Linked DNA regions of Homo sapiens: region 2 is linked to region 1. Evidence: chromatin loops called from intact Hi-C (ENCODE). Cell type or tissue: mesothelial cell of epicardium. All regions are shown on one strand.

Evidence for each region. A loop is a pair of places that touch in the nucleus more often than their neighbours do. Peaks named below come from ENCODE experiments on the same cell type or tissue, not always from the same donor. Only the 100,000 strongest peaks of a DNase experiment are listed, where the experiment ranks them.
Region 2: a loop joins it to region 1, with 21 times the contacts of the local background. A loop is called at or near these places in 10 of 110 quality-filtered maps.

What each region holds. Positions count from the first base shown.
Region 1 is chr1:46,170,752-46,173,251 of GRCh38, reverse strand. All of the region lies in intron 1 of P3R3URF-PIK3R3 (P3R3URF-PIK3R3 readthrough), which reads left to right. It also overlaps a transcript of PIK3R3 not described here. Among named protein-coding and RNA genes, the nearest start is that of TSPAN1, 3.1 kb to the left of the region's middle. In mesothelial cell of epicardium, no CTCF peak of the experiment used is centred here; a DNase peak (open chromatin) is centred at 1,221.
Region 2 is chr1:45,691,076-45,693,575 of GRCh38, reverse strand. It overlaps TMEM69 (transmembrane protein 69), which reads right to left. Exons shown (of 3, transcript NM_016486.4): 2 at 2,466-2,500; 3 at 1-372. Among named protein-coding and RNA genes, the nearest start is that of TMEM69, 4.1 kb to the right of the region's middle. In mesothelial cell of epicardium, no CTCF peak of the experiment used is centred here; no DNase peak of the experiment used is centred here.

The DNA of each region.
Region 1 (2,500 bases):
TGTTCTCTGCCTCTCTCTGTTCTTCCTTCTCCCATAGGTGAGATAACCTGAGGAAATCAGAGGGAATACAGCCCTTACCTTGCACCCTTCATCCTAACAACCATATCTCCAGAATTCCACAGAGCAGTGCTTCCTTCTCACACCCTAGGCTGTGCTCCCAACATGGCACTAACACACCATCCAACTAATTGGTGGCCCATGATACTCATATCTCCTTTTTCTTTGTTTGTTTGTTTCTTTTTTCTTTTCTTTTTTTTTTGAGACAGCGCCTGGCTCTGTTGCCCAGGATAGAGTGCAGTGGCGCAATCTTGTCTCACTGCAACCGTCTTCTCCCAGAGTCAAGTGATTCTCGTGCCTCAGCCTCCCTAGTAGCTGGGACTACAGGCATGTGCCACCATGCCTGGCTAATTTTTGTATTTTTAGTAGAGATGGGGTTTTGCCATGTGGGCTAGGCTGGTCTTGAACTCCTGGCCTAAAGTGATCCATCTACCTCAGTCTTCCAAAGTGCAGGGATTACAGGCATGAGCCACCTGGCTCAGCCCTTTCCCCTGCCTAGTTTTTAGGGACAGGGTCTCTCTCTGTCACTCATACTGGAGTGCAGTGACCTGACCTTAGCTCACTGCAGCCTCAGTCTCCTGGGCACAATCTATCCTCCCACCTCAGTCCCACAAGTAGCTGGTACTACAGGTGCAGGCCACCACGCCTAGATAATTAAAACATTTTTTTTGTAGAAACAGGTTCTCCCAGCTACTCAGGAGGCTGAGGCACGAGAATTACTTAAACCTGGGAAGTGGAGGTTGCAGCCAAGATCATGCCACTGCACTCCAGTTCTTGGGCTCAAGTGATCCTCCCGCCTCAGCCTCCCAAAATGTTGGGATTACAGACGTGAGCTACTGCTTGCCCCCTACCACCTCACTTTTCTTTGAAATCTTCCTGTAGTCAATCCCTGGGAGGCAGGCCACTATTCCTCATCTATAGATGAGAAAACCGAGGCTCAGAAATGGACAGCTCTGGACCACACCTCACAGTGCCTGGGGAGCAGCCCAGGGGAGATGGCAGGCAGGTGGAGAAGGAAGTGGTGGCACACTGGGACAGTTGGCACAGGTGCAGGAGGAGCAGGCCAGGCCAAGCCACCGAATCGGGAGGTGAGGGGGAGGAGGATGATGGCCTGAGGGTTCATGCCAGGAGGAGGGCTTCCCGCTCCAGCCAGCCTCAGGCAGCCACTGGAAAATCGGGTTTGGCAGCTTCAGCCATGTGCTGCAGGACTGGAAGAAGGTCCAGGCTGCTCCTGGGAGGCAGCCTAGCACGGGCTCTTCCTCTAGCCCTGAGTTTCACCACCTGGCTAGTTGGGGGAGTATTACTTTATAATTCTGGGACCCTTTGGACCGTGAAGAGAACAGCTCTGGGCTAGAGGCAGGAGCCCGGAGCTTCAGTCTTGGTTCTGCCCCAAGCCCTGATCTGATCCTTGGAGTGTCCTGGCCCCTCTCTTCGCCTCTGTGGCTCCGCTCTAGAGAAATAGGTTCCCCAGACCCCAACTCCTGCCCCCGAGATTTTCCTGGGAGTCTGACTCAGGCACAGGAACACAGAGTCAGTGGGTAAGGGCACGAACAGACAGCCCCTGGGGCGCCAGGCTGGAGGTCGCTTGTCACTAATAGGTCAATGGCCGGAAGCCCAGCTCCAACCCCACAATGCAATACCGGTCACCCCACCCTTACCAGTGCCCTCACCCACACCCCCACTTCCGGCCTCTGTTCCTTCCTCACCTCTGGGGAAGGCTGCAGGGCTCCCTAGGGAATGTCCCCTGGTTCCTCCACTGGCTCTCTGCCCAGTGCTTAACCCTTCTTCCCACACCTACCCATTCAGCCAGGGCAGTCTCCCACAAAACTTTCTCTCCCTGGACCATGGGGCAGTGCAAGGAGGACAGGAAGCTGGGTGGAAGGACTGCAAAGGAGACTGCTTTTCCTGCTACCCTCAGGTACTGAAGCCCAAGTAAGAGTTTTCAGTAGAGAGGGAGTAGACTGAGTGTTGGGCCCTAGGACTGGGCTTCCCTGGGTACTATCCCAACCCCTGAGCCTCGGGAGAGGTGGAAATGACCTTCCTCTGCACCGGCATGCCCAGAGAAGAGAGCCTGGAGCTGAGACTTGCAACTTCTAGAAAACAAACACAAAACTGAGGCCAAGAGAGTGCTGACTACTATTACCAACAAAATTCATTAAACACAATTTTAAAAAATCATGAAATTCTAGATTCATGGAGTTCACAGTTATGGAATCTTAGCATCACAGAATTCCAGCATGGTAAAATCTGGGTTATAGAAACTAAGAAATTCAGAATTGTGGCATTACTGAGTTCCAGATGACAAAATTAGAATATCCTTGAAATGGACATCTTGAGAAATCAATTAATAAAGCCCTTACATTCAGGTGGCTGTCTAAACTAGAGGATTTCCTGCTGGGGATAGGCAAAGGTGTCCACACATGAACACTGAGGGGAGGTAGGG
Region 2 (2,500 bases), 480 kb after region 1:
AGATAGGAAACTGGCTCCATAAGCCATCTGAGTAAAAGCTAATATGGGAATATAAGTTTTTGTCATCAGCATGACCAGTGGTGGAGCAACGAAGGGGATTAGTCCTGCCAGAGTTACACATAATGCTGGCTTTGGGCTGTCAGTTAGGTAAGTGATGGTGCTTGAGGGTCTGGCTAGAAGTGCTTGCTTCTGCTGCTTTTTAAAGCTGCAGGGGGATGTATGATAGCACTGTGTCTTGCTCATATACGCTGGAAATGATGAGGAAAGCCAAGGCCTTGGACATGGGGAAAAGTTTTGCTGGAGAGACATCTTGAGAGAAAGTATATCTGTTCTGCTGGTTCTTAGTCCCACTGGGAAAGAGTACTTCAGTATCTACAAAGAAAATAGAACCAAAAGACAAAATTAAAAATATATATATGTATCATCAGATTTTAGTCAATCCCAGTATGAAATAATGGGGATTGTTTGAAAGGAGCAAACAAAAAAGATCTGCTTTCCATTACCACATCAAACTATACAGAAAGGATGAACTAATAACTCTGAAGTGATATTATTGCTGGTAAGAGTATTAAATGGCTATACAATGTACAAAAGAAACCACTGAACACAAACTAGTGATATATTTCAACCTACCACTTAATCTTATTCCATGAGAAAAATATCTGAAAGAGGAGCAGGTAAAGACTAGATCTTCAGAATTTGGCCTTCTAAACTGCCTCTTTTATTTATAAATAGCAAAAGCAGCAGCACTAATTACCGTGGGAATGCTGTTTTTATATGGAGAAAATAAATCTACCTTCCAACTTAGTTTTATGAACACCACATACTTTTCACAGTTCCACACCTTTGTGTATGCTCTGCCTAGAATTCTAGCTCTTACTACTTTCCTATCTAGGAAACTTACCTCAACATTCAAAATTCAACTTAAAGCTTTCCTTTACCCTTCTACGGTCTGATTTAATGCTCCTATAGTAAGCACCCTGTGCACACTTCCATCATAATTCTTCTCACAGTGAATTAAAATTGTGTGTTTACTTGTCTTTGTCTCAGTAGACTTGAGAGCCAGGACCGTATTTTTTTCCTTGCCTTAAAATCCCCACTGCCTTTCATTGTACACGGGCAAAGTAATAACCTTTCCTGCTGATTCTGTGTTTTAGTGACCAGACTTCAACTAAAAAGTGTTGCATTAAAGAAAAAATTGAAGTTATTGAAGAATCTCAGTGATTACTCAAACATGCTAGGAATGGTTCCATCTTGGAACCATTTCCCTGTTTCCATATTTACTGCTCTTCCCTCAGTTACCTACTTCCGATCCCCTGCCATTTGTAAGTCCAATCCTACGTCTTGACACTACCTATTGCCCTTCCCTGCTTTATAGTTCTCCACAGCATTTACCAGTTGATGTATTAATTTTTATTTTTATTTTTTTGAGACCGAGTTTTGCTCTATCACCCAGGCTGGAGTGCAGTGGTACAATCTCTGCTCACTGCAACCTCTGCCTCCCAGGTTCAAGCGATTCTCTGCCTCAGCCTCCTGAGTAGCTGGGATTACAGGCGTCCGCCACCATGCCCAGCTAATTTTTGTATTTTTAGTAGAGACAGGGTTTCACCATGTTGTCCAGGCTGGTCTCGAACTCCTGACCTCACGTGATCTGCCCGCCTTGGCATCCCAAAGTTTTGGGATTACAGGAGTGAGTGACCGTGCCTGGCCTTATTTTTTTTAATTTTTACTTTTTGAGATGAATTATTCCTCTGTCACCCAAGCCAGAGTGCAGTGGCACAATCTCGGCTCACTGCAACCTTTGCTTCCTGGGTTCAAGTGATTCTTCTGCCTCAGCCCCCCAGGTAGCTGGGACTACGGGCGCCTACCACCATGCTGAGCTAATTTTTGTATTTTTCCGTGGAGACAAGGGTTTTACCATGTTGGCCAGGCAGGTACTGAACTCCTGACCTCAAGTGATCCACCTGCCTCAACTCCCAAAGTGCTGGGATTTCAGCCGTAAGCCACGGCACCTAGCCAATTTTTTTTTTTTTTAAACATCGTCTTGCTGTGTCACCCAGGCTGCAGTGCAGTGGCATGATCTCAGCTCACTGCAGCCTCAACCTCCTGGGCTCAAGCGATCCTCCTCTCTCAGCCTCCCAGGTAGCTGGGGCTATAGGCGTGTGACCCCATGCCCAGCTAATTTTTTGTAGAGATGGGGTTTTGCCATGTGCCCAGACTGGTCTTGAACTCCTTGAGCTCAAGTGATCCCACCCACCTCGGCCTGCCAAATTGCTGGGACTACAGGCGTGAGCCACTGCACCCAGCCTGATATAATAAACATTTTACTTACTTGTATTTTACTTAACTCTTCCCTCCATCACCTGAATATACAAGGGTAAGGATTTTTGTCTTTTTCACTGCTACTGACCTAGCCCAAGCAATATTTGGCAAATAGTGCTCAAATATCTGCTGAACAAACCAACCTTTGAAGATGCTTGAGAAAACTTCTGGATGAAGC